Linked DNA regions of Mus musculus: all the other regions are linked to region 2. The links are chromatin loops, found by intact Hi-C in ENCODE. Cell type or tissue: heart. All regions are shown on one strand.

Region 1 (4,000 bases), 100 kb before region 2:
GTGGAGCTAGCTCTCTCCTTCCACCTTTACATGGGCTCTGGGGATCAAACTCAGATCACCACACTTTCATGCCTTCTGTCTGCTGACTCAGCCCAAGCTGTCCTCAGTCTCTACATGCAGAAGAAATGACCTTGAGTATCTGACCCTCCTGATCTCACCTAACAAGTACTGTGCCCCACACTCAGCTGCATTTATGCAGTACTAGGGATGGAACACATGGCTTCATGCATGCCAGGCAAGCACCCCACCAAATGAAAGTCCCACACACGCAAACACCTTTGGGGGGAAAAAAGGCTCAAAGTAAACTGAATACTCAAGTAGCCCTCTGAACGACATGATATGATGCCCTGGAAGGCTTTCCCATGATTCCCATGAACCCTTTCAATTGCATCTGGGAAACCTCTTTCGATATCCCTGAGAAGGACCAAGATAAAGTCAGCGCAGCCAGGAGAGCCAGACCTTAAGTCTCTAGTCCAACAGAGCAGCTTTGAAGGTCAATTGTGTCAGGAGAATAAAGCTTCTCCCTCTAGGCTGCAAGTCTGAGGGAACATAATCAGCTTCCCGGTGAGTTCCAAGGTTAGTCACATCAGCCTTTTCTACCTATTTGTAGCCAGGCCTGTCATTACCATGGAAACAGCTGTCAACAGGAACACTGCCTCCCCGGGGCCTATCACATCCTTTATTGCCAAAAATGCATGTGCCTGTGTAGAAAGCAAGGCAGCTTTGGCTTTGAGGTCTAGCATACAGGGCTGGTTCCCTTCCTCTACATACTGCTTATTTAAATCCCAAAGGAAATGTGTCCTGAAACAGGATTTCCATGTTCTCCTGTACACTTCTCTTTTTATATTCCGTGAGGGCTGCACGAGGAGGAGTCTGCTGTTTAAAAACATTTTTTAAAATTGTTTGTTTGTTTTTGAGACAGTGTTATTGAACTTGAGGGTCACAACCAGTGCTCCAAATCAGGGTCAGGTATCCATCCTCAATAAGCCGATTAAAACAGACAAGGTGGTGGTGGCACACGTCTTTAATTCCTAACCCTCAGGAGGCAGAGGCAGAGAGATCGCTGTGAGTTCAAGGCAAGCCTGGTCTACAGCTTAAGTTCCAGGACACCCAGGACTACATATAAAGAAAATCTGTCCTAACAAAATAAAGACCAAGCTAAAACAACAAAAATAACCACAAACAACAACAAAATCACCAAGTTACCTAGGGTAAAAGCTTCTTTTTCCTTTTCTTTCCTTTCCTTTTCTTTTCTTTTCTTTTCTTTTCTTTCTTCCTTTCTTTCTTTTTTTTTTTTTTTTTTTTTTTTTTTTTTGAGACAAAGTTTCTCTGTGTAGAACTTGCTCACCAGGCTGGAATCAACCCACAAAGAGATCCACCTGCCTCTGCCTCTGCCCCTCTGCCTCTGCCTCTGCCTCTGCCTCTGCCTCTGCCTCTGCCTCTGCCTCTGCCTCTGCCTCTGACTCTGCCTCTGACTCTGCCTCTGACTCTGCCTCTGACTCATTGTTCTATTGCTGTGAATTGACACCATGACCAAGGCAACTCTTATAGAAGAAAGCATTTAACAGCTTCAGAGGTTTACTCCATTATCATCATTGGGGGAGGGGGAGGGAGGGGGTGAAGCATAACAGCACACAGAGCACACAGGCAGATGTGACACCCCAGCAATAGCTGAAAATTTATATCCTGATCCACTGGCCATCCTTCTTTTCTTTTTTTTTTTTTTTTTTTTTTTTTTTGGTTTTTCAAGACAGGGTTTCTCTGTATAGCCCAGGCTGGCCTCGAACTCAGAAATCTGCCTGCCTCTGCCTCCCAAGTGCTGGGATTAAAGGAGTGCGCCACCACACCCAGCTTTCCACTGGCCATCCTGATCCACTGGCCTAGAGAGATATCCTTGGCTTGCCATGAGTTTTTGAAACCTCAAAGCCAACCCCAGTGACATACTTCCTCCAACATGCCAACACCTCTTAATCCTTCTAATCCTTTCAAATAGTGCCACTGTCTAGTGACTAAGTATTCAAAAATCCCCATGGGGATCGATTCTATTCAAACCACCATAGACACTAAACATCAGGCCTATTCACTGGTCACTCCCTCCCATCTGGGGTGACTACATTTACTTGGTTGACTCTTTGGTGACACTTAAGATGCAGTCTGAGAAGGCCATCTCTCCCTGTGACATCCTTCTTCTTATGGCTGAGCTCAGAGGACAAACAGGAGAAAGGGCCAGAGATGGTATGAAGCAAGAAGCCAGGGATCTCATTTGAGTTACTGAGACCTGTCTCTTAACAGATATGTTGCCTGGAAACCCTTTCTTCCTTTGAGAGCCAGCACTAAGGTGTGATCTCACCAGAATAAATAAAGCCAGATTCCAGTACTGGCAAAAGTCCTATTTCTTAATATTGGCCCCTTCGTCTGCAATGCCTGCCTCGTCCCCCTTACAGAAGCAGGAGTTACACACATCCTACCCCCATTTTCACCCTGGCAGTGAGCCTTACAGTTCCCACCTAGGCTCGGCCCTTGCATCCTGGTGGATGTGGCCATGACTATGGTCCAGAGATGAAGATCGGGTATAACAGAACTGTAGCAGTAAGGGCCTGGCTAGTGGCTGCAAACCATAGAAGCATCCATGATGTGTTGAAGACAGTCAGAATGAATCTATGTGGACAGCTGGGCTCCCAACCAGTGGGGACCCCTGCCTGGTGTGTGTTTCATGTTTCAGCCTGCTCTAGTGTGGCACACACACAGTGATGCTCTTACTGTGACACTGGCCTTGATTTAAGGAGCACTGACTGGGAATATGTCTCTGAATGATTCTGCAGTTCTAGGCTCTTCCATGCTGAATCTCCATGGCTCTGAGGCCCACAAATTTGCATACCTATGCCGTGCTCACTCAAGTGTTTTTGGCTCCTTCAACAGCCTGGCTTGTGCCCTCTCCAGGGAACTGAGGGGAGGCTCAGTGTTTGCTCTCCTTCTGGCTCTCCTGTCATGCAGGGATGATCCTCACTCTTGCTGTGACCTTTTGAGTCTGCCTTGTCCTTATCAGAGCCACTGACTGCAACATACGTCCCTAAACACCTTCCACAATAGTGTCCTTCTCCCAGGTTTCTATATTCAGGACCTCCTTTAACTGTGAAAAATGAGTCCTCCCATAAGGCCAGCAGCTCCTGGTCCAAAAGAAGAGCCAGCCCTGCCAGCCCTGGAAGACAGACTCGGGAGCCCCTGATGGCACCAATCATAAGTGCCATGTAGTTTAAGCAACCACTGGTCCCCTCTTCCAAACTCAGGGTTTGTCATCAGAATGGCTTCTTCAAGACTGTGTCACCAGCCTGTGATGTCACCAGCCTGTGTCCTCACCCAAAGCTACTTTCCTATCTTCCAGAAATTTCCCACAGGACCCTCAATTGATCAGCTCAACAACCCCATGAGGGTTGCAGCAAGTGAGGTGCTTTGCTTTGGCCGCACTTGGGGACACAGAGATCTAAGGGACACCACGGTGTTGATCTGTCCTTGGTCGATGGCGGGTTCTGGTCTAGAGTCCCAGGTCTTTCCCTGTGGTCATGGGGCTGAGAGAGGGTAGGATGGGGACGCCCCAGGAGATGTGCCTGAGCTCCCCTCCTATGCCATGCTCTCCCCCATGAATGTGTTCCTGTTGCAGAGAAAGACAAGGTGACACTCCTAAGATACGGTGGAGGTGAGTTGTTCCTCAGTCCTTTGTCCAAACTCTCTGTATTCTTCCTCTGTACATCTGCTGAAGTCCCTGTATGAACAAAGCCCGTTCTCACGCTCAGCAGCCATCCCCGCCTGTTTAGTACTGAGGAAGGAGTGCAGGTAGGATGATACAGGACCTCATTTTCAGAGAGCATTTAAGCCAGAGAAGGTGAACATTCCTGATGCCAGGTGTGCGGGTTTTCAGGTGGGGCTACTGTCTCCATCCCGGAGGGTTTTAGATGCAAGCATGGTCCTACCCAGGACCAGTGTGAACTTGCCCTCACGGTCT
Region 2 (4,000 bases):
GTGTTTACAACATTTCCCTTTTAGTGGCATCAAGTATATTGAATGAGTTAATCCTTGCAGGATTTAAATGCAGTGTGACCCTCAATAAATAAATAAAATAGGGCTGGTGAGATGGCTCAGCGGGTAAGAGCACCCGACTGCTCTTCCGAAGGTCAGGAGTTCAAATCCCAGCAACCACATGGTGGCTCACAACCATCCGTAACGAGATCTGACTCCCTCTTCTGGAGTGTCTGAAGACAGCTACAGTGTACTTACATATAATAAATAAATAAATCTTTTAAAATAAATAAATAAATAAATAAATAAAATAATAACAAATAAAGCCACTCTAAATGTCAGCTTTTCTGTGTTCTGGGACTTGAAGTACCAAGAATTTTTTTTTCAGACACAAGCAGATTCTATGGAGTCCCTCAGATATTACAATTTCATAATGTGTCAGTTTTTGATTTCACATGATCATATGAGCTTGTTTGTGGTAAATATTTGGCACGTGCCTCTTTTGGGTAGGCCTCACTCAGAAACAACCTTTTTGACAATTTCCCTTCATATGTCTCCTCTCTCATCACCTCCATGGGCGTCTCCTCTCTATGGGCTGGGTTTGCTGCTCTAATTTAGGGAATCTTGAAATCCACTGCTTATACAGAAGGCATTTTATCCGTTGGGATTTCTGTGTGTCCAGCTCCACCCCAACCCACAGGAACATAAACGCTCGTGTGTCTTGCAGCCTGGCCTTGGGGATTCCAGAAATAACACCGGGCCGTCCGCCGCTGCACTGGAGCATAGTAAGGCGTTTCTGTATTAAGACAGAGTAGAGTCACTTTCCAACCAGGCCTCTCCTGGTCAAAGCACAAAGCAACCTTTACAAGTTGGGTAGGGAGGGGCAGCTGGGAGGAGATCTGAATTTCTGGAAGCTTCGTCTCTTCCCCCCCCCCCCCCCATCTGTGCTCAGTGTCAGACCTTCCTTTCTGCAGTCTTCGGTCTGCTTGGTTCCGTTTAGCATTTGAATCCACTTTGCCTGTGGCAGTCACTGAAGTTCTTTGAACCCTTGAGGAACTACTGGAACTGGCATCTCTTCAGAGCCCAGGTGGCAGTTTCATTCTTTGAGTCCGGTAGGACAGCCACCTCACTAGGAATTGGATTGAGGGCTAGGAAATAAGGGAGCCTATTTAAAGGAGAAAAATGTTAGCTGTGACCCTGAATACATGGCATCTGGGGCAAATGCTCTCATTTCAGAAGGGTGTTTATTGTGCAGAGAAAAACATGAGATCTTCACAAATATATCAGGAGAAAAAAAACCCATCACACACAAAAAACAAAAGCATGCATACATGCTTTACAGAGTACAAAGGTGTGTGTGTTCGGGGCAGGGTGTACTTAGACATTAATGTGGAAAAGTAGTAAAGAAATGTTTAAGAAATATGCTTCCGGGGATCGGGTAGTCACAGCTGTGTTTGTTCAAATCGTGCTTAATGTCATTTCCCCGTTTTAAAGAAATGCTTACCTGACGCTGCCACGCAGTCCTGCCCAGATCTCCTGAATCTACCTTTCCATAAGGGAATTGCTGGCTTTCGGGTGCCTGTGTGAAAACTTGAATTAAGCCACTTTCTCTGGGAACGAATCCTTTTTTAATGGGGATCAGGATATTTCTAATTTGTAGCCGAAACAGGAAAATTGTAAGGGTTGCATTTTAATGTCTTGGGGATACAAACCTTTGTCAAGAACAGGAAGGTAGAAGAAAGGAAGGCGCTTGTGCATCAAAAGGGCTAATTATCTCACCCCTGCCAAGTCCAGCTGCAGCCGCAGCAGCTCGAGAGCTGCAACGCCCCATCTGCAGTGGTTGCTGCTACAGGACACGCGGTCGCAGCCTCGGAGGTCGAAAGCACCTCCGGTCCCGTGCCGCACCCAGGAGTGCCGGGCTGGCGGGGAGGATGAGGGGAGTTGGAAAAGCATCGCCATGGCAACAGTGACGTCCATTCACCCTGGATCTAATTGGAGGAAACCCCGTGGCCGAAGCCGCAGCCTGCGGGCCAACCGAACCTACCCGAGCCGACCCACCCTCGGAGCCTCCGCTTCGCTTCCCGCCCCGCCCCCTGGGCCCCCTTCCGCGCGCTCGCCCCTCATTGGACAGAGGAGAAGCTAGAGGCGGGACTCCTTGGGGAGGTGCAGCGTTCTATTGGTCGGTGGCGAGCTCGTCGGCTCCGTGCTAGGCTGAGACGGGAGGGTCCTCGGCTAAAGCCCAAAGCAGATCAAAGTGGTGGGACTCGCGTCGCGGCTGCGGAGACTAGAAGGTGAGTGCGGACACAGCTCTGGGACTGCGGCTGCAACAGCCGCCGCGAGGTACCGAGGCCGGGTTGGCGGAGCACGGTCCTCATATCTGCTAGGCTACCGCGCGCCTGAGGTTCGGGCTGGGACGGGAAGGTGCGGCACCAACGGCCGCTTCCATCTTGGGCCGGGTGGGGCCCGCGCTCCGGCCTTGGGGAGGCGCGGCGGGCGGGCCGGAGGGCGCGGGCGGAAGGCGGCGGCCCCGTGAGAGGCCGGAGGACGCGCCGCCTCGTGCGCTGAGACAAAGCGGGCGTCCGGCTGCATTGTCTGACGCGCTCTCTCCTCGCTCCTTTTTGTCCTCGCCGGCGCCGCCCCGCCCCGCCCCTCGCGGCTCTCAGGAGGACTCCGGATCCGGCTCGGCGCTCGCCCTCGCTCGCCATGGAGAAGACCGAGCTGATCCAGAAGGCCAAGCTGGCCGAGCAGGCCGAGCGCTACGACGACATGGCCACCTGCATGAAAGCCGTGACGGAGCAGGGCGCCGAGCTGTCCAACGAGGAGCGCAACCTGCTGTCGGTGGCCTACAAAAACGTGGTAGGGGGCCGCAGGTCCGCCTGGAGGGTCATCTCGAGCATTGAGCAGAAGACCGACACCTCTGACAAGAAGTTGCAGCTGATCAAGGACTATCGGGAGAAAGTGGAGTCGGAGCTGAGGTCCATCTGCACCACGGTCCTGGTGAGTTGGCGCCGGCATTAGTGAGGGAGTAGGGCGGCGGGAGCGACACCCCTTTTGTGTGGTGTTCCCGATGGGGAGAAACCTGTGGGATAGAGAGTTTGTGATTTGAGCCCCAGGCTTCCTTCTTACCTGTTTCAGAGCTTTCTCGGGGGTGGGTAACTCTTTTTTTCCCAAGCTCTGGGGTACAAAAACTTGGGGGGAGTAGCCGCGTAGGCTTGCACAAGACTGAAAAAGACCTATTTAACCTTGTGCCAGGAGAGTGGTCCTGAGATCTGTAAGTTCTTTCATGTCGTAGAAGGCATGGGGACTTTTACCATAGAGATGCTAGAATTTCCCCAGCCCCCCAAGATTTAGGAGTGAAAAATCTAGACATGTTTTATTTTTCATGTAAGAATATGTTGAGCCTTTCCTTGCTAAAGAGGTGTGGGGGTGGGTGGGTGGATGAGTTCACTGGATGAAAAGGATACAGATAATTTGAAGAATACCATGCCCTGGTCAAATTTCACTATTTAATAGTGTTTGTTTGTTTGTTTTCTATTTGTTGCCTCACTTTAGTCCGGTGTATGGAAATGAAAGCATTTCTGGTGTGGATGGGCAAGGAAGGCTTTCCAGGTTTTGCACTATCCAGTCCCAACCGGGATGTTAACTGCTATGATTCACCCTTATTAGAGGGGGCACTTTTAAATCTTGAGTCATTCATTGCCCAGATCTCTTATTCAATAAAGCAAGTTTCTAAAATTTAAATAGCATGCCATAGAGTGTCAGATATTAATGCTGCAAACTGTGACTCCTGTTCACATTGATAGGTAGTTATAGACTGATGATGAAGTAGCTGCTGGGTTTGCTCTTCACATGCCACCTTTATATGAGGCAGCTGGTAGCTGATAGGCTTGCCCTGGATCTTTTTAGGTGTCTTTTATGCAGGGTTTCATAAGAGAAGGGAAAAAGGGGCTTTCCCTTCTAGCCTTCATTTCTTTATCACATCGAATCAATGGAACCTAGAACA
Region 3 (4,000 bases), 130 kb after region 2:
AGACTGAGGCAAGAGAATTGTCATGGGTTTGTTCCAGGCCAGTGTGTGCTACCTAGCGAGATTCTATGTTAACAGAAAACCTACAGACACATACATACTCCAAAGCAAACAAGCGCATATCGAAGTGCACAGCTTTATAAGGTATGGTAAGTTACATATTTACAACTCCCACCAAACAACAAGATCAAACTTTCTCCCTTGCTGCACCTCCTGTACAGAACCAAGAGACCTGACGTGTACTCTCTGCCTGTGTCCTGCCACCGTCCCTTCAGATGACATCTGACCACTTGTCAAGACTTTACTCCTGAACTCCTCAAATCCACTCCTTTCTACTCCCCCCCACCCCTTTCACTGGCTACCAGCTCTCATCACTCAGGACTGGACTGTGATTACATCCTACCAGATTCTCCTCACTTCGTCCATATTCGTCTACCACACTGGAGTTGTTCTTTGTTTTTCTTGTCACAACACTGATTGAAGCAAACAACATGTCACCACTTCCCCCAAAAGTGATGTTTTCACTCTGCCCCTTCAGGACAGCTCAGTGGCTCACGAGCAAAAGGCCACTGAATGAATGCTTTCAAAAGGGAAAGTAGCCACAACTTTAATCTAATTCCCACTGTATTACACAGTTGCTTTAAATCTTTTGTCGGCTTACTATAACTGGTGTGATAAACAGTCAAGCTCTTTAGTATGTATACAAGGTCCTTCATAAGGTAGAGATAGCCTGCCCCAATCCGTCTGCTAATCTGTTACCTGCAACCAAAGTAAAACTGGCCATAAATCAGAACCTTTTGTGTGCGCCTGGAACATTATGGTTCCAATACTGTCTTTAATTTTTTCCAACTCTTTAAGCCTTAGCTCGAATGTCAATCACATTTCCAGAATGCGTGAGATCTGTCAGAAGAGTTTCCAACTGTTTTGAGACTCAGCACAGTGCTGACCTATACTCCTGAAACAGATGTCAAAATGAGCACTGAGCACGGTCACTGGTATCACTGCACTGCCCAAGAGCAAGCACTCCTCACAGTGAGTGCTTTTTTCCACATGAGGAAGTGGGTTCATTGAGGCTACTTCCGTATTAAACAGGAAGACTGGGTTTCAGGTCTGACACCAACGTAGCTGTCTATTTTCACAAACTCATTCCAGCACTCCCCACTTTACAATTTCACCAAAGGCGTGAAATCAATGAACTCAGCCCATGCCTGGTGATTTTGTTTGATATTTGCTTAGTGTATATAGGGAGATGACAGCATCACTTGGGTACATTCATTGGTAAGTGCTCAGTAAATCTTACTTTATGAGTGGGTAAAGGAGATAGTTTCCGGCCTTTGAAAATGTACACATTCATGTGGTGCCAAATAGTGTCTCATGCTGAACAACAACCACGTGTATTGGATGAGTCTCACCGCTCATCCAGTACGTTCTGCACCTTTAAATGTGTGAGGCAATTCTCTACAAAATATTCCAGAACGCCATTTCCACTAAAACCAATCTTTTATGGTGATTTAGCTCTTAATTTCTCGCGGAAACGCCTCAGCTTTCCCCTCTCCAATTTCCTCCTACCTTCTGCTAAGGTCTGAGCTCTCAAAGTACATACACCACGTCTTTAATTTCCCCGCCCATCTGAGCACGTGTAGGGTCCTGGAAAGGAGGCAGATGCAGTTCTTCCTTGCAGTGTCCTCTATCTGTCGGTTCCCTCAAGGCTTGCTCTGATGTACGAGATCCAGACTTGTGTTAATTGGCAACCCTTTCTTTATGAAAACACCCAATGACCTGGATTTTTTTTCCCCAAAATACCCTCCCCGAGACTGAAGGAAAAATGACATTCAACCTAGATAGCCCATCGATCAATGTTCTCCAAATCCCTTGAACCTGAGAGGCTGGACCCGCAGCTGCCTCCGCGGGGGTCCCTCCAGGCTCTCACACATACGGGGAGGGGGGCTCGCTCCCTCTCTAGCGCATCCCTTACAGGGGTCGGATCAGCAGCTGGTCGCTCTCCTCTGCAGGAATCGCAGACATCCTGGCAGTCTCAGGAGCAGCGTGGACCACGAACTCGTCGCCGCAGTCTCTAAATTCAAAGCACAGCTACTGCAAACCAAAGAAGAAAAAACCCCCACCACCAACACACAACTTCCGGCGCTCTAGCGTTCCCGGAGCTAGATTCGGCCCTCCAACTTCCGGTTCGAGAACGAGGTTCTTTAGGTTCCCGGAGGTGCGGTTAAGGAACTGGAGGCGCGGCCTAAAGACTGCGCCTGCGCATGATAGGGGCGTGGCCCAGCGGACCAGGGCAGGAAAACTGGCAAAGCCGGAGCTGGAATACGAACTGGAATAACCTACCGGCCGCCGCCGCTGGACCATCCCACACCCCGCGAGACCGGGGCGACCGGGGAACGAGCCGAGGAGGCGAGGTGAGAACCGGGCCTCGCCTCAGCCGGGCCAGAGGGTGCGGGTGTGTGGGGAGTACCCCGCAGCCCGCCGTCCTCCCATTCCCTCCACGTCCCGAGGCTGAGGCACCGACAGAGTGCAAACCGGGGAAAGGAAGAGGAGCTCGGCGCCCGGTCAGGGAGGGACCCGCGTTCCCGTGACAGGTCTACCGCCTGCCTCCCCGGGGACCAGGCTCCGCAAGACCCTGAGGCCTCCCTCTGCTTGTTGCTGCACCCAGGTGGGGTTGGAGTTAGCTGTCTACATCCTCACTTGTGCGAGGCATGTGTGCAGAGCTTTGGAAGCCTGATCTTGTCGGGGTCCCCAAGTAAACTTTGTGATGTGGGACAAGTTATTGAATCTCTGGCTTGGTTGACTCACGTGAATGCAGCTGGGCGTTCTCACTGCTCGGAAGGCTCCGATGACCCTAGGGACCGGCTGCTCCAGATGGGCCAGAGTGAGGGCTAGCGGTTTCTGGAGCATCTTGGCGACGTTATTGGATATCACCTCCTAGGGCAATTGTCAGAACCCTGTAACGAGTCCTCTTCCGCTATACTGTCTATCTACTGAGAACCAATTCAGCCTCGCCTTGCACTAGTTAGTTGAGGGAGTGGGAGTTTAAAGAAGAAGATGACATTTTAATGCTGTGATCTGATGTCTTTTAGTCCAACCTGAAAGTCCAAGGAAGGCTTTCTTTAAAAGGCCCGAAATAAGTTGTGCGAGGCAAGTAGTTGCCAAGGAACTTACAAAATGAGAGTTCTGTGGGAGGGAAAGTTAGATAGTATAAGAACATACAGGAGCTTAGAACCGCTCAGAACCAAAGTGGCTTTGCGTTCCTGAGAGATGTGTAGCTCATTGTTGAAGACAAGCTTGAGAGAGAGTGGTTGGAGAGCCCTGGGTGGGTTCTTGCTGGAGGGATTTGACCTTCCTTAGTCAAATCTTAGTAGTCAAATCTTAGTAGGACACCGGTGAACAACGGCCTAATAATACTGAGCTCTGATCTGTGTTTGAAAGAAATCATTGTTATCTTCTTTTCCTCCTCCTCCTCCTCCTCCTCCTTCTTTTTTTTTTTTAAAGATTTATTTATTATTATATGTAAGTACACCGTAGCTGTCTTCAGATGCACCAGAAGAGGGCGCCAGACCTCATCACGGGTGGTTGTGAGCCACCATGTGGTTGCTGGGAATTGAACTCAGGACCTTCGGGAAGAGCAGTCAGTGCTCTTACCCGCTGAGCCACCTCTCCAGCCCCCCTCCTCCTTCTTTTTGTGGCTAAAATGTGGAGGCAGACCTTAGAGCCACAAGGAGTTCTGTAGGACAAGATCATTCATTCAGAGAGCTGACTCAGTGGATAAGAGCATCTACCTGTCTTATTGAGGATCCAAGTTTTGGTGCTTGTGGCTCAACACCAGCTCCAGGGGCAATCTACTCCTACACACACCTTTTCTTTTTTTAAAAGTAAGGGCTTTTACCCACAAAGCCTCTATAGTGGGTGTGTGGATTCTTTAAGTGTGTCAGACTGTGAACTTGGGCGTTTTCTATAGATTGAGGATCATCACATTCACGCTGAAAGAATG
Region 4 (4,000 bases), 110 kb before region 2:
GCAATGACCTCAATTACACAGTACCTTTGCTCTTGGCGCTTAGTGGTCCCTGTCCCTAAATGCCAGTAGGTTCCACCCACTGGGAGGCCCTTGTCAACCAGAGCATGGCCTAGCTGGAGAGGTCAGAGCTACAGCCAGGTCCAAGAAGCCTGCAGGAAGAATCACTCCAACCCTGACAAATGCAGGCATGAGCTCCACCCTATTGGGGGGAAGGTGGGGTTAGGTTTCTGTGATGCTGGTCATGACTCTGTTTGGGCCCCTGAAGATGCTTTGCTCCACCCTGGAACTGTTGACAGAGTGGCAAGGAAATCTAGGTCAGTAGTGGGTGAGGCCCTGCAGGTGTGACCCAGTGCCAGGAGAGAAGGCAAGGCCAGCTGGGGAGAGAGCACCCACGCTTATGACACATTCCCCACTTCCGGGCTCTCCCAGAAACCCTTTCCCTGGAAGCTTTGCAATGGGGGATAACAGGAACTTAGGATCCCAGGTCTGGACTTAGCTCTATGCAAATGTGTCTTTACTTTACCCTGGGTCTCTGGCTCTGATTTGAGACAGTGACTTCTCTGGCTGGGAGCCCCTGTGGACATGGCTTCACGCTTAAAACCATTTCCTCAGAGCACCCTGCTCAGTCTTTCCTGAGTCATTCCCTCGGTCGATGGGACCCCTAGCGAGAAGGGCCTAGGGAGTATTTGCTGAATAAAGAGAGAAATGCAAACATGAACCAAGCCCCGCAGTCTGGAAGAATCTGAAAATGTAGACCAAAACCCCTATGGCTACTATCTGTGCTGACTCTAAGAGACAGGGAGCCTCAAAATGGGACACCCCTCCATTGACTGCCTAGACCTTGGTTCTCTTAAGAAGTCCTTAGGGTTCTGCTAGAACCGTGCATGGAAATCTCTTTGCTACAAGTACTCTGAAGTAATGCATGAACTAATCTATCCCTCCCTCCCTCCCTCCCATCCATCCATCCTCCCCTTGTTCCTTCCTCCCTCCCCCTCCACTTCCGCCTATCCACCTATCCATCCTTCCTGTACACCTGCTTATCTCTTCTGACATGCAGCAGGACCGGCTGAGGTTCGGAATACATTCCAACATTGCTAAAGTTCCCAGCCTGGGGTAGAAGTCACTCCAGTCTGACTAGTTCAGCCAGCCTGCCCAGCACCACTGAACAGAATCTCATGGCATCCTCTACCAGGAACGGAGGCCTGATGAGCCAGCTCACACTGGGGTAGAGGGAGGGACTAGTTTTGCCCAGGATATAGCCTGGAGCTCCTGACAGCCTGAACGGGTTGTCCTATATAAAATGTCCCAACCCCCCACCCCAAGGAAAAGGCAAAGGGAATGTGCACTAAATTGGATATATTATTCTTCCCACTTTGCAGATGGGTAATCTAAGGTTAGAGAGAAAAGGTATCCTAGACCATCAAAGTCAAGATTGAACCTAGATCTCAGCCTCTAAACAGCAGGAAGGGAAGGAAGACAGGAAAGGCATAGAAAGGCAAGAAGAAAGAAGTACTCTGGGGCCCGCAGAAGCTACCAGAGTCCTCTACTCCTTTCTCTTCTCCTCCTGGCCCACACATGTACTGGAACTAGATGCTCAAGTCACCACAAAGCCCCACTTTCTTCTGCAGAGTAGCTGTGTGTTCCTGCCCCCTAGTGGCCATATCTGGAAGTGCGTCTCCATCGGTCCCAGTACTTTACTGGGTACCCTTGGGTGTAAGCCCAGTTCCATCCTCATAGCGGTACATTGAAGGGAGACAGGAGCAAGTCTCGGAAGCTCAGAGCCTCCGAGGAGCCCTTGGTTCCTGCTGGGTAATGGAGTTAAGAAGGCACTATAGGGCCTATATCTGTCCAAGGAAATTGGGAATCTCAGCCGAATTTGAGGAAGGTAGACATATGGGGTGTCCTTGGAAGAAGGAAGTTTGTGAGAATATAGTTAACCTTCCTGAGACAATCTCAGGGTTTGGGGCAAGCATATAGTCCAAGGCTGACATGCTGTGTGTCTGAATATTTGAAAGTGATACATCAAACTCAAACTATGAAATAAATATGCTCCAATCTTTTTCCTTGACAAATATATCTTCAAAGGGGATTGGAGAACCTGGTTAGGGTTTAGAATTTGGATCCCTGAATGTTCTTCACTGTACCATAGCAATGTGGGGGGTGGCCAGCTCCTATGTGTTCCCTGTCTCTTCCCATCTCTACATTGTTAGATACCAGGAGGACATATGCATGTATGCATACATACGTATGTAATACATAATACATACATGCAGCACGCACACACACCTCCTACACTTTGCACATCAGGCATGTATACAAGCTATACTGGCTCATTCTCCATATATGCTGCCCCTAAGTCAGGAAGACAGACCCTTGGAAAAGTCTATGGAAGACCTGGGAATGAAGAGGGGGTGAGATCCTGGGAGAATGCAGTCCTCTACTTGTGGGAAGGCCTCAGCAGTGAGACCCTGTCACAATTTGAGTGTATTGATGACATTAAAGCCCTGGGGCTACAGATGACTCAATAGTTAAGAGCATGTGTAATTCTTGCAGAGGACCTAGTATCAGTACCCACATGGTGGCTCACAGAGGACCTAGTATCAGTACCCACGTGGTGGCTCACAATCTCCTGCAAGTCCAGTTCTAGGAGATCCAACACCCCATCTTCTGACCTCCATGCAAGCCATTGTTTTTACTAGCTCAGTATTATTCCATTGTGTAAATTTACCACATGCTCTGTATCCATTCCTCTGATGAAAGACATCTGGGTTCTTTCCAGCTTCTGGCTATTATAAATAAATAAGGCTGCTATGAACATAGTGGAGCATGTGTCCTTGTTACACATTGGAGCATCTATTGGGAATAGGCCTAGCAGTGGTATAGCTGAATCCTCAGATAGTACTATGTCTAATTTTCTGAGGAACCGCCAGACTCATTTCCAGAGTGGTAGTACAAGCTTGCAATCTTCTGCGTGGCATAGACATACATGTAAGCAAAACACTCATGGTCATTAAAAATAATAATAAATAAGAGTATTTTTTAGCTGTGCAATGGTGGCACATGCCTTTAATGCCAGTCCTGGGAAGTCAGAGGCAGGCAGATATCTGTGAGTTTGAGGCTAGCCTGGTCTACAGTGCAAGTTCCAGGATAGCCAGTGTTACACAAAGAACTCCTGTCTTGAAAAGAAAAAAAGAGAGTGAACTTTTTTAAAAAAATGGATAAAACTGGGACTGAAGAGATGATGTCTCAGCGGTCAAGAGTACTGACTGTTCTTCCAGAGGTCCTGAGTTCAATTCCCTGCAACCACATGGTGGCTTACAACCATCTGTAATGGGATCCAATGCCCTCTTCTGGTATGGCTGAAAACAGCTACTATGTACTTAAATAAATAAAATAAATATGGTTTTAAAACATGGCTAAACTCCTCATGGTACTAGATCATCCAATCCATGAACAGAAGTTGTCTTTTTTTTTTTTTTTTTTTTTTTCCGAGACAGGGTTTCTCTGAGTATCCCTGGCTGTCCTGGAACTCACTCTGTAGATCAGGCTGGCCTCGAACTCAGAAATCTGCCTGCCTCTGCCTCCCAAGTGCTGGTATTAAAGGTGTGTACCACCACTGCCCAGCAAGATGTCTTTTTATTAGTTTATGTATTCACTTAATTTCCATCAATGATGTTTTTGGCTCTTCCATGTACATGTGTGTGCATGCATGTCTGTGTGCACACTCTCAGGTACACGTGTGTGCACAAGCATTTGGAGGCCACAGGTCAGCTTCAAGTATCATCCTTCAGGAGCTGTTCACCTTGACTTCTGAGTCAGGGTCTCTCATAGGATCTGGCACTTGACAGTCTGGCGAGGTTGGCTGGTTAGTGAATGCCAGGAGTACTTCTGTCTCTAACGTCTGCACTGGGGTTACAAATGTGTGCCACTGTGCCTGGCTCTTTATGTGGGTAGTGGGCATCAGAAGCAGGTCCTTGTGCTCATCTTCCAAGCATGTTAA
Region 5 (4,000 bases), 55 kb before region 2:
AGGGGAGAACTGACTCCCAAAAGTTGTCCTCTGATCTCCACCTCTCTTTCTTTCTTCTCTTCCTCCCCCAATCCCCTCTCCCCCCCCCCCCCACACACACACAATGAAAATAAGTTCATTCAACATATCTGGAGTGGTGGAAGGCTCCTTATGTCCCCTCCACTTGTCATTAGCAGGCTCTTTCTCAGCCATATTAGCGTCAGGAAGGTAAAAAGTGGCTCCTAGGGTTGACATGTGCAGCCACAGTTCAGGGCATCCTTTCTTACCAGAGGACAGGATTAAGCACATTCATGAATGGTGAGTGCCAAGACAACTATCCCTATCACCCTCTGAGAGGAGACAGAAACATGAAACCATGTATGCTCTTCTGTTAGACCGCTCAGACCCACATCAGGACTCAGGACTCTGGGCCATCTCAGAACATCTGACAAACATTCTCCAAGTTTCCAGACATAGACGCTTCTAAAGCTACTAGGGCTACTGTGAGGAGCATCTTCAATGGAAGCTCGTCAGAGCTGGGGTATAGGAGAACCAGAGCTTCTAAATGGGAGGGGTGGTGAGCTCTGTCCAAACCTCTCTCCTGTTCAGGGTGAGGTTAAAGCAAGGATACGTCCAGACCTATAAAGACCCCAGAAACTCACAGCAACACTGCCTTTGGGGAAACCCCAAGAAAAGGTGTTTGATTTTTGATTTAAAAAAATAAAATAAAATAAAGAGGATCACCCCACTTCATGGAGTCAGGTGATGCAGAAAATAGGGGACCCCACCTGGAAGTAGCCCTTCGTTTAGGCCATAAATGAAGCAAGAGGAGGCATGGGAAAGAGGACTGGACTCCTGCCCAGGAATCATGGCTCAGAAAACACCTGCAGAGTCATACTGCTTCCAGAAGGATGCCTGATGGAGTCTGACTCCTCTTGGGAGGACCTTGGGACATCTGAAGAAATCTCTGAAGCTGCACTAGCGACAACGCTCAAAATTAAGATGCTGAGGGCATGATGGGACTTTGGGGATAAATCTTCCCGAGCTATTGCTAAAGGCCAGGCTCACTGACCAAAAGCAACTTAGGGAAGATTTCATCTTCCAAGTCACTGTTCAGCATTGAAGGAAGTCAGAGCAGAAACTTGAAGTAGAACTTGAAGGGTAAGCCATGTATATGCAATGTGTGCTGGCCCACTCGCTGGCTCAGGCTTAGCTAGCCTTCTTTCACAGCCCAGGACCACCCGGGGAAGAGGGTAGTGCTGCCCACAGTGGGCCCAGCCTTATTCATCAATTAACAATCAAGAGAGTCTCCCATAGACATGACCCCTGGATAATCTGATCAAGTCAATTGATTCCTCAGTGGAGGATGACTCTAGTCAGTGCCAGGCTGACAATTAAAACTGATGAGGGTAGCCTTCATCCCTCACTTAGCACACAACCTAGGGATAAGCTTTCTTAGTGACAGAAACTCCCAGAAGGGCACAAGTGAAGGAAAGGGCCAGGGAAGTAGAAACTGATACGGACCCAGCCCTCAGTCTGTGGTCAGTTTCTCATCTACACTTATTTCATATAATCCTCACAATATGAGGAGACTGGAGTTCAGACTTCAGCCTCGAGGAGTGCCAGAGAGTCAAAACTTCCAAATACAGCCTGCCCCTGGCTCTCTTCCACCTCACACCTAAGAAAATGAGTCGATTTAAGGGAGGGTGTTGGCCGGGTGGCCAGACTGTGGGGTGTGCTGTATTTTTAGTCATTTTGTCATGTTGACTGGAGTGGAAAGATGAAAAACCACAGGGGGCTGGCATAGACCTCAGGATGAACTCATGAGCCAGAAATAGGTGGAACCAAAGCCTTCATGCCTCCTGGCTTCTGTTCTGGGCAAACACAAGGGCTGCTCCCCTCTCTTCCCTCCTCTCCCCTCCCCTTTTCTTCCCTCCCCTCCTCCTTCCCCTCTCTCCCCTCCCTCCCCCATTCCCTTTTCTTCCCTTCCCTTCCTCTCTCCCCTCCCTCTCCCTTCCTTTCTCCCATCCCCTCCCTCCCCTTCCCTTTCCATTTTCTCCCCTTCCCTTCCTCCCTCCCCCTCCTTTCTTTCCCCTTCCCTCATTTCCTCACTCCCTTCTTTCCTCTCCCTGCCCATCTCTCACTTTTTTTCTGGGGATCAGGTCTCCTTTGGATACACCAAATCAACAAATGTTAGCGTTCGACGCAACCTTGGCCATTTCGTACCTAATCCCTGCATTATACAAACGGGGAAGCTGAAGCTAAGAGAAGGCTTATTTCCTGTAAATTAGAGATAGAGATGAAATTCCTACAAGTCCCTGGGGCGCTGATCACATCTTTCCCCACAGAAGCCAGGGAAACATGAAAGACATAGCTACAGGCCTTAGGAAGCTCTGGGCTCGCTAATTTAATTTAATTTAATTACACATCTGAAAAATCACTGTGTGAGTGTGAGTGGGGGGGGGGGGGTAAGAAGGCTCCAATCCAGCAGCAACATTCATGAGATGAAATGCTGATTACCCTGTGTGGTGGTTTGAATAGGTTTGGCCCCCATAGACTCATGTGCTTGAATGCTTGTGGTCATGCTTGTGCCATGGGGAGTGGCACTATTAGGAGATGTGGCCTTGTTGGAGGAAGTCTATCATTATAAAAGTGGACTTTGAGGTCTCCTCCTATGCTCAGGCTCTGCCCAGTATGGTGAGTCTCCTCCTAGCTGCCTGCAAAAGATAGTCCCCTTCAGCTACCTGTGGATGAAGAAGTAGAACTCTCAGCTCCTCCAGCACCATATCTGCCTGCACACTGCCATGCTTCCTGCCGTGATAATGGATTGATTGAACCTCTGAATATATAAGCCAGCCCCAATTAAATATTTGCCTTTATAAGGGTTGCCTTGGTTATGGTGTCCGTTCACAACAATGAAACCCTAAGATACCCTGTGATGGTTTGTATATGTTCGGCTCAGGGAGTGGCACAATTAGAAGGTGTGGCCCTGTTAGAGTAGGTGTGACATTGTTGGAGTAGGTGTGTCACTGTGAGCTTGGGTTTAATACCCTAGTCCTACCTGCCTGGAAGTGAGTATTCTGCTAGCAGCCTTCAGATGAAGATGTAGAACTCTCAGCTCCTCCTGCACCATACCTGCCTGGATGCTGCCATGCTCCCACCTTGATGATAATGGACTGAACCTCAGAACCTGTAAACCAGCCCTAATTAAATGTTGTCCTTACAAGAGTTGCTTTGGGCCGGGCGTGGTGGTGCACGCCTTTAATCCCAGCACTCGGGAGGCAGAGGCAGGCGGATTTCTGAGTTCGAGGCCAGCCTGGTCTACAAAGTGAGTTCCAGAGTTCCAGGACAGTCAGAGCTACACAGAGAAACCCTGTCTCGAAAAACCAAAAAAAAAAAAAAAAAAAAAAGAGTTGCTTTGATCATGGAGTCTCTCCACAACAGTAATACCCTAAGACACACCCTGATTGGATCATTGTATATGCACAAATGGACTTGTAATGCCATGACCACAAGAAAATATAACTACTATAAGTCAGTTGAAAGGTTAGTGTAAAGAAAGCTACGGGTGTGGCCCATTAGCTACTGGCCAGCTGCTGCTCTCTTATAGTATATTCAATGAAAGATTAAAATGTTTTTTAAGCCGGGCGTGGTAGCACACGCCTTTAATCCCAGCACTTGGGAGGCAGAGGCAGGCCGATTTCTGAGTTCGAGGCCAGCCTGGTGTACAAAGTGAGCTCCAGGACAGCCAGGGCTATACAGAGAAACCCTGTCTCAAGAAAACCAAAAAAAAAAAAAAGGATTGAACACACTAGGCAAACATTTTATCAACTGAGGGACATCCCAGCTCAGCAATTATGCTGGCTTGAAAGAAAATGGCCCCATAGACTCACAGGAAGTAGCACAATTAGAAGGCGTGGCCTTGCTGGAGTAGGTGTGGCTTTGTTGGAGGAAGTGTGTCTCAGTTCTCTTCTTGCTGCCTGCAGATCCAGATGTAGAACTCTCAGCTTCTTCTCTGCCT
Region 6 (4,000 bases), 99 kb after region 2:
ACAAAGTGGAGGGATTTTACCATCACACTTTGCCAACTGCCAAAGGAGACAAGACAGGAGGGGCTCCTGGCAGCTGAAGGGGCGGCCATCTGCAGAGCTCTATGCTGCAGGTGCCTTCCCTGTGCCAGGGGAGAATGCTGCAGATGGGGACTTGGTGTGAGCACCTGTGTGGCTGCCGGTGGGCTGTGTGTATCTTGGCATCTGGCAACTACAGACAGTGGGTTCTGGGTCATCAATGCCCTCCTGACTTACATACAACCAGGACACCCCCCCCCCATTTATGCCAAAAATAGTCTAGCAGTTCTCAACCGGTGGGCAACCCCACTCAAACAGCCCCTTTGGCAAACTTCTTCTCCAAAAATGTTCACACTGCGATTCATAAGAGTAGCAAAATTGCAGCTCTGAAGTAGCAATGAAATACTTTTATGGTTGGAGGTCAGCACAACATTGTGTGAAAGCGTTGCAGCATTAGGAAGGTTGAGAAGCACTGCTCTAGAGAAAGACTCGATTCTCACTTGACTGAAAATGGGACAGGTCCCTCCATCGAGTGGAGGCCCTCAGCGCCCACACCTCAGCTGTGATCGATGCCCACCCTCAGCTCTGACAGGCTGAGGCCTGCTCCTCACCCTTCAGGACGCACTCCTTCTCCCAGGCGGCTTCGCAGAGCGGGGGTGGCGTGATAAGGATGACCCGCTCCCTGGGGACGTCCACAGACCTCAGGTACTGCACCATGTCCCTCAGGTTTGCGCTGTACTCATCCAAGGGGACGTGCTGCTTGGGGTTCTCATCTGTTCAAGACATGCAGCTCAGTCTCATGGTTTATAGAAACAATGGCAAACATGATGAGTATACTTTTGTTTATTTTTTTCCTTTTTGAGACAGTCGCTCATAGCCCAGGCAGGTTCTAAATTCACTATATAGCCAAGACAGGGTCTTACTATAGTCCAGAGAGCTTGGAACTTGCTATGTAGACCAGGCTGGCCTAGAACTCAGAGATCTTCTTGCCCTTGCCCTGGCCTCCCAAGTGCTGGGATTAAAAGCCTACACACCCACACTTAGCCTTAGTTTTATGTCAGACTGGGAAGGGAAGTGAACTGGACAGGCAAGCACTCGACCCACTGTGTGATAGCCCTATGATATTCCTAGGCCTCTGTGTTCTCTCTCTCTCTCTCTCTCTCTCTCTCTCCCTTCCTCTTCCCCTCCCTCTCACCCCTTCCCTGTTCTCTCTGCCCAAAGATTTCTTTATTTATTATACATAGTACATTGTAGCTGTCTTCAGACACACCAGAAGAGGGAGTCAGGTCTCATCACGGATGGTTGTGAGCCACCATGTGGTTGCTGAAATTTGAACTCAGGACCTTCAGAAGAGCGGTCTGTGCTCTTACCCTTTGGGCCATCTCTCCAGCCCGGCCTTTGTGTTTTGAAGACAGGCTGGCCCAGACCATGCAGTGATTCTTCTGTCTCAGCCTCCCCAGGCTAAGACCACAAGTATGTGCCACCACACCCAGGCAGGAATATATTTTTGCAAATTTTCAGTGTCACAGAGGAACTGTTGAGTTCCGAGACACAAAGAAAAGACTCCTTCCTCTTCAACCCATTTACTTGCATGGCTCACAGCTCAGGCCTCGGAGGCTGGCTAGGAGATTTTCAGTGTCCAGGTCTTTTCTCTAGGTTCCCCATCATCCGTAAGGCTGATGTGTAGGCTATGATGTAAGACTGCCCTACCTTCACTGACACTGGCTTTAACCCTCTGAAGCTCACAGTGTGCTCACTGGGAGCTGAGGTAATGGCAGGTCTGCCTCTTAAACTAGCCGTGAAAACCAGTCAAGTGTGTAAAGTCGCTCATCAGGCTTGCTGCCAGTCAGGCTGGCACACAAGCACTAGGCTCTCCGCAGACTCCGTGCGAAACACAGAGAGTAAAAAGCAAAGTTACCCATGAACCATCCTGGCCAGTCTTTCTCCATAATCACGTGATCTCCCATCACTTGAGAGGTAGAGGCAGAAAGATCAACTAGCCTTAGCTACTTAGTGAGTTTGAGGCCAGCCTGGGCTACAGGAGATCATGTCTCAAAAAATCAAACAAACAAAAAAACTAACAAAAAAGGACCCTTCTTTGTCACTAGAGGGTACATGAGCCTAGTCCTCCCCAAAAAACCAAAAACCTAACAAAGAGGACACTCCTCTGTCACCAGGGGGCGCATGCCCCAGAAGCAAGCCTTCTGCTGCCAACTGTATCAGCTGAGGACTTAGAGGGCAGGAACAGACAATGAAAAGTACTTTCAGGTGAGTTCAAGGAGGCGGTCATATGGGAAATGAGCCCTAGAGTACCTGAGCCAAATCTGACCACATCAAAGCCCAAAGAAACCCACACAGGCGAGCGAGCCCCAGGAACACTCAGTTCCCGGGAAAGCTTTCTACTGGGAGATACAGAAGCAGTCTGGTGGGAGAGTAATATAAACATGTATTTGTTTGAGTCCAGGCAAACCAAAGGTGATCTAGGGATGTCCTTACCTTTGAGTGAAGAGTCATTGGCACCAAAGAAGATTGTAACGGCCACTGGGTTTTCCATCCCAGGCCCTTTCCTGATAAGTCTTGGGAGGATAATCTTGGCCCATCTGGTGTTATAACCTGAAAATCCACGATTCAGAACATCACACTTTCTGAAAGAAATTGGTTAAAAAGATGGGTTATGAGCTAAGAGCATAACCTAGTCCTGGGAGCTGTCCATAATTAACCCGTGTTCTGTGAACCTTATGGGAACGCTCACCCTGCCCAGACTCCTCATGTCCCTCAATGAGATATGAATTCCATACAAGGGTCTAATTCTATACATTTTAGTGGTGACTCAAGGTACATCTAAAATGGACTTTCCGATAGACGTTAACCAAACGGGTACAGAACGTTAGGAACCCACTAACAGGCTGGTTTGAAAGGTTCCAGGAAGGCAGAGCAGCCAATACAAGTGCTGCTGGTTCCCATGTGGTAGAAACTCGATTTTGTTGAACCTGAATTCCTTTCCTTTAACATGTATCCAGGAGGGGAAAGCTAGCAGATAAAAGCCTCCACCATTCACTCTGACTATGCTTCCCACCAGAAAGTAGCCAAGTACAATCTAGGAACTGTTCTTACCTGACTAGTCTGTCAGCCAGCAACGAGCCCCATCCACCCTGCTGGAAAGAAAACTGAAGAAAGAAGTCTGTTACTACCCACACAGCTATACACTATGGCATGGTGGTGGGCCAGGCCTGTTAGATGCAGACTCCGTTTAGACACTCCCAGGCTTCTTTCTTGCCTTCCTTGCTTGGGAAGGTATTTTGAGAATTACTGTGGCTTCACTTGGAAACTCTCTGGACATGAGAGGGTTTTACTGTGACCTAACATTAGAGACATTCGTTATCTGAACAGCAGAAAGCTCAACTATGTTGAGTCAGCTGACATAATGTTATCCCATTTCTCCACAGCTGAAAACTAAGGAAGCCTATGCTCTATTGATTTCCCTGACAGTCATGGCAATCCTCCAGCAGTATTGCGCCATCTCGCCCACTCACAAAAACTTAATGCCCAATATCTAAAAACAATGTTGCCAATTACTAGGGAAAGCCAAGCCCGCGTACGAGTAAATTGTGGAGAAGCGTCTTTTTTTGTTTTGTTTTGTTTTTTAATCTCCCTGAAGGAAGGCATCTTGAAGAATTTCCTCAATCGGGAACTATATGTTTTCAGATAGGGTTACTTTTTCATGCTGTTGAAAGCATTGTTTTCAAAAACCACTTGGTACTGGACCTAAGCCGCTTGAGGAAGAGAGGAGTGAACTAGTCGGTTCAAAGTTCAAAGTAGCTTCGGTGAAGAACCCGCAGGAGGTTGCAACCAAGCGAAGGCGGACCCTTTAAGCTCCCGTGCACCCCGACGCGCACCGGGCCATCCAGAGTCCGGGGGAGTCGGGCAGCTCGGGATCCGTACCGGCTCGCGGAGCACGGTGGGGTGGGGGAGAACCGCGCCTGGA
Region 7 (4,000 bases), 200 kb before region 2:
GAACTCGGGACCTTTGGTAGAGCAGTCAGTGCTCTTAATAACTGAGCCATCTCTCCAGCCTTGGGAGTCTTCTCAAATGGAGAACCCAAAGACACACAAGATGTGAGAGTACAGTGAGGGGCAGAAGTAAGAGCACAGAAATGAGGTGGCTGAGGCAGGAAAGTCATGAGTTCTAGGACAACCTGGACTCCATAGTGAGACCTCAAATCAAAAATCGAAGAGCAGAAACCAAGTCTGATCTCCCAGACCCACAAGGTGAAAGGGAAGAACCGACTCCCATAAGTTGTCCTCTGGCCTCCATCTGTGTTTACAACCCCAGAAGTCTGGGGACCTGAAAATCGCATCAGGAGTCCAAGGCCATTCCTAGCTACATACTGAGTTTGTGGCCAGCCAGGTTTCCATAGTGAGACCCCGACACAAAAACAAAACGTGACAATTGTCATAGAAAGTACTAATTAAGACTTGGTGGTTAAGAGCCCTGGTGGCACTTACAGAACTTGAGTTCAATTCCCTAGCACCCACATATCAGCTCACAACTGTCTTTAACTCCTGTTCCAGGTGATCTGGCACCCTCACACAGACATACATACAAGCAAATCAACAATGCATGTGAAATAAATTTAGATAAACCTTTAAAAAGAAAAAGAAGAACGTATTCAAGGAAGAAGTTGTCTTGTGGCCAAACCCTAAGCTAGCCTTCTCCATGGGACCCCAAAACACCCACAGGATGTCTTGTTGGAAGTGAAGGTGCTAATCAGATTTCATAGCCTTAGGGACACTACCAACACACCCCTAAGATTACAATCCCACAGTCCATTTTCAAATCTAAAGATGAACTTCCTGTCAGGAAGCCAGGGCCATTTAAGCATGTGAAGGAAACACCACCCAAAAGGGACAAAGTCTTGGTGAGCCTTGCAGAATGTGGCTTTTGCATTTCTGTGGATGTGGGTGAAGCTAACTCCAATCCACACCTTGCTCTATACCAAACCTTGTAGCCAGACAGTGTTGGAGACAGTGGTAGCAGGAAGCCCAGAGAGGGAATGTCAAGGTGGGGAGGTGAGAGGTTGGAGGAAGGTTGGAAGCAAGATGGACTCCTGAGCCCTCCTGGAGGTTCTAGCCAAACTCACCTGTTCTATTTCACTCAGTGGATTTTTAAGATTTATTTTATTATTTCAATTGTGGGCCTGTGTGTGAGAGAGAAAGACTACATGCATTTGCATATATGCATGCAGGTGCCTGTGGAGGCCCAGAGCAAGATATTGGATCTCCTGAAGCTGGAGTTACTGGCAGTTGTAAGCCCTGGTACATGGATGCTGGGAACCAAATTCTGATCCCAGCAAAAGTGGTACGTGCTCTAACCATTGAGCTTCTCTCCAGCTACACCTCATCCACTTTAAGCTTAGACCATGCCAAACTCAATGAAATGCACTCAGCACAGTGGGACAATTCTTACTAAAATGCCTTTGTACACACGGTTCCCGCATCTGGACTGCCCTTCCCCCTTTGAATGGAAAACGCCTACTGACCCTGTGAAACCTTGTCTCTCTGTCTCATTTGTGTAGCCTTCCCTGTCCCCCATACCTCCTTCTTAGTCTTACTAGCTACTGGTCAGTAAGAACTATATATACCTTCCATTTGGTGGCTCTATTATGTTCCTCGTGGTTCACATAATTTTTAATGGCCATGCTGGCCTAATTAGGGTCAGATCATTAGTACTGTTTCCCACTATGTATTAAAAACACCAGTCTCCAAAAGTTTAAGTGGTCCAGTCATGATGGGTCACCCTTCCAATCCCAGTACTAGAGGAGCTAAGGCAGAAGAATCTCAAATTTGGGGCCACCTTTGGCTCCCCAGGAACGCCCTGTCTCATAGAATGAATGAAGAGGCCTAAGTAGCTTGTTCTAGCTCCAGTACCTGACAAGGGACAGACTCAGGACTCAAACCCTGTGCTGCCTGACCCAGAGCCCCTTGATACTGTCACCACTGCTTGGCTCTGTCCCCTTCCAAAGGGTGTGGGAAGTCTTGTCAGCTTCATCTCAGGGTCCCCTTGACTCCCAACTTCTCTACACTAGACCTCTTTTTTCTGGGAGCCATTGAAGTTGACTGAATTGTTCCTATTGAAAGGCCCAGGAACAGTCTAACAAACCCAGATTCCAAGATATTCAAGAGCCACCCCATGGTGCAACACTGAACGTGACCCCTAGATGGCAGTGGTGCACTACTCAATTGCTGCTTCTGCAGCCTGAAGGACTGACTATTTTTCCCCTGGGTGAGTCTGGGGCTTCTGTTTACAGACCTCCAACATTAGAGTTCCTGGATGGAAGAATTCATATTCTAGTGAGTGACTGAAAATATGTGGAGCAGAAAATTGATATCAAGAAGATACGGTGTTTCCCTCCCCCTTGCTTTTGTGGGAGTTTACTTGCTAGGTTTCTCAGAATCTGTCTCAGTAATGAAAGAACCCTCAAAGTGTAGAATTTAGCCAAAAAACAGAAGCACCCCCAATGGGGTCACTTGTGCACGGAGCTATGCTTTAAGCTCATGACACGAAATTCAGAGTCACTCCAGCTTCAGCTGCAGCTGTTAAATGTAATCAACAAGAAAATATTTTTGATTCTCTTAAAACTCCAAACATATACATTTGTATAATTCATTTGAGCATACAAATCCATGACAATTTTTTGCAGATTCAATAGTAATGCCCCTCTATCCCACTCCTCTCTTCAAATTCTCTTACTATTTTTGATTTGTATTTGTTATTATTATTAGTCACCTTCTATGCCAATTAATGTAGCCCACACATACATGGACTTGTGGCTTTAAAGTAAGGCATCATAAACTAAAATAAGCCTCATATGCAAGGGCCGGTGACCCTCCTTCTATCTTTAGACACCTAGTTCTCTGAGCCTTAGATGGTAGAAAGTTGATAACTGATGCATATCAGAACAGTAAGAATAAGTTTTACTTTGTACCTAATTGACTAATTATGCTTTTCTGTACGACTTCCTACTGCAGAAAGAGGACATGTAACTGAATTTTAGAGCAGCCTAAATCTTTGGGAATATGTATAAATATTTAGGATGAAGGCTGTTATTGTAATTAATGCATTTCTCTGAAATATCACTTGATATATTTCCTATGTTTCTGATGAGCAAATTAAATATCCGTTGCCTTGTTTAAAAAAAAAAAAAGAAAGTGTATTTTCTTTGATTTAAGCTAAAATTAGCACAAGGCCCTGCAAAGCCTTCTAGACATGTAGCCTTTTCTGGTAAATGCAGCCTAGAAACTAGTCCATTGTGATTTCTAAGCTGGTTATTTACCTCAGGATGGACCACAGGGGGAGGGTACTCAGAAGTGAGCCTGAGCAGAAAGCCACCTAGACAAAGGGTACAGAGAGGAGGATGGGGCAGGAAGGAAGGGTGCAGAGCCAAGTATGGGGCAGGAAGGAAGGGTGCAGAGCCGAGGATGGGGCAGGAAGGAATGATTCAGGGATGAGGATGGGCCAGGAAGGTTCATTATTAGGAGTCCCTACGGTCACCTCCCCACAGAATCTTCTCTGCAATTTTCTAACCATAGGAAGAGCCATCAGTGACAGTGACAACACAGATCTACACATGCCCTGAAACTGTATCAGATACCATGCCCACAGCATGCACATGTCTGCACGTGCACACAAACATGATATGACAAAGCTGTGTGGATGGTAGCAGTGTCCCTATCCCTGACTTCAATGTCACTGTAGCTGTGCAGGACAGGACAAGGGGCTGAACCTGAAGGACAGATGCATGGACCCAGCTGCAGCTTCCCTTGGGTCTGTCATTACTCAAACATCAAAACTTTTATTTAATTTTTTAAAACAAGGCTGTGGGGAGACAATGCCTTAGTGCATGAAACATGCGCTGTGTAGGCATGAAGACCGGAATGCAGATCACTAGAATCATGTAATAGCTGGGCAGGTATGGCAGTTACCTGTAATCCCAGCATCTGAGAGACAGACCTC

Evidence for each region. Hi-C counts contacts between places; a loop is a spot of excess contacts. Peaks named below come from ENCODE experiments on the same cell type or tissue, not always from the same donor. Only the 100,000 strongest peaks of a DNase experiment are listed, where the experiment ranks them.
Region 1: it touches region 2 in a loop (2.4-fold over the local background); 9 of 42 quality-filtered maps call a loop at or near these places.
Region 3: it touches region 2 in a loop (11-fold over the local background); 4 of 42 quality-filtered maps call a loop at or near these places.
Region 4: it touches region 2 in a loop (1.9-fold over the local background); 10 of 42 quality-filtered maps call a loop at or near these places.
Region 5: it touches region 2 in a loop (2.6-fold over the local background); 9 of 42 quality-filtered maps call a loop at or near these places.
Region 6: a loop joins it to region 2, with 2.2 times the contacts of the local background. A loop is called at or near these places in 2 of 42 quality-filtered maps.
Region 7: it touches region 2 in a loop (3-fold over the local background); 2 of 42 quality-filtered maps call a loop at or near these places.

The regions. Positions count from the first base shown.
Region 1 is chr12:21,515,885-21,519,884 of GRCm38, reverse strand. No RefSeq gene overlaps it. Among named protein-coding and RNA genes, the nearest start is that of Gm31676, 26 kb to the left of the region's middle. In heart, no CTCF peak of the experiment used is centred here; no DNase peak of the experiment used is centred here; H3K27ac peaks cover 822 bases.
Region 2 is chr12:21,415,792-21,419,791 of GRCm38, reverse strand. Ywhaq (tyrosine 3-monooxygenase/tryptophan 5-monooxygenase activation protein theta) reads left to right here and starts at 2,356. Exons shown (of 5, transcript NM_011739.3): 1 at 2,356-2,994. The coding sequence starts at 2,701. It overlaps Gm4419 (predicted gene 4419), which reads right to left and starts at 1,910. Exons shown (of 4, transcript NR_166748.1): 1 at 1,710-1,910; 2 at 1,502-1,576; 3 at 958-1,162. In heart, no CTCF peak of the experiment used is centred here; DNase peaks (open chromatin) are centred at 781, 2,161 and 3,031; H3K4me3 peaks cover 3,427 bases; H3K27ac peaks cover 3,081 bases.
Region 3 is chr12:21,284,517-21,288,516 of GRCm38, reverse strand. It overlaps Itgb1bp1 (integrin beta 1 binding protein 1), which reads left to right and starts at 2,233. Exons shown (of 7, transcript NM_008403.5): 1 at 2,233-2,411. It overlaps Cpsf3 (cleavage and polyadenylation specificity factor 3), which reads right to left and starts at 2,220. Exons shown (of 18, transcript NM_018813.3): 1 at 1,973-2,220. The coding sequence starts at 2,022. It overlaps Gm25821 (a small nucleolar RNA gene), which reads right to left and starts at 590; the gene lies at 458-590. In heart, CTCF peaks have their summits at 2,154 and 3,553 (motif pointing right); a DNase peak (open chromatin) is centred at 2,246; H3K4me3 peaks cover 2,350 bases; H3K27ac peaks cover 1,587 bases.
Region 4 is chr12:21,523,417-21,527,416 of GRCm38, reverse strand. No RefSeq gene overlaps it. Among named protein-coding and RNA genes, the nearest start is that of Gm31676, 18 kb to the left of the region's middle. In heart, CTCF peaks have their summits at 1,502 and 1,703; no DNase peak of the experiment used is centred here.
Region 5 is chr12:21,470,375-21,474,374 of GRCm38, reverse strand. No RefSeq gene overlaps it. Among named protein-coding and RNA genes, the nearest start is that of Gm4419, 54 kb to the right of the region's middle. In heart, a CTCF peak has its summit at 1,592; a DNase peak (open chromatin) is centred at 1,724.
Region 6 is chr12:21,316,558-21,320,557 of GRCm38, reverse strand. Iah1 (isoamyl acetate-hydrolyzing esterase 1 homolog) reads right to left here. Exons shown (of 6, transcript NM_026347.3): 2 at 3,130-3,182; 3 at 2,512-2,660; 4 at 627-788. Among named protein-coding and RNA genes, the nearest start is that of Iah1, 2.2 kb to the right of the region's middle. In heart, a CTCF peak has its summit at 2,189 (motif pointing right); a DNase peak (open chromatin) is centred at 3,537; H3K4me3 peaks cover 856 bases; H3K27ac peaks cover 407 bases.
Region 7 is chr12:21,612,181-21,616,180 of GRCm38, reverse strand. All of the region lies in intron 1 of Gm31624 (a long non-coding RNA gene), which reads right to left. Among named protein-coding and RNA genes, the nearest start is that of Gm31624, 13 kb to the right of the region's middle. In heart, a CTCF peak has its summit at 2,212 (motif pointing right); no DNase peak of the experiment used is centred here.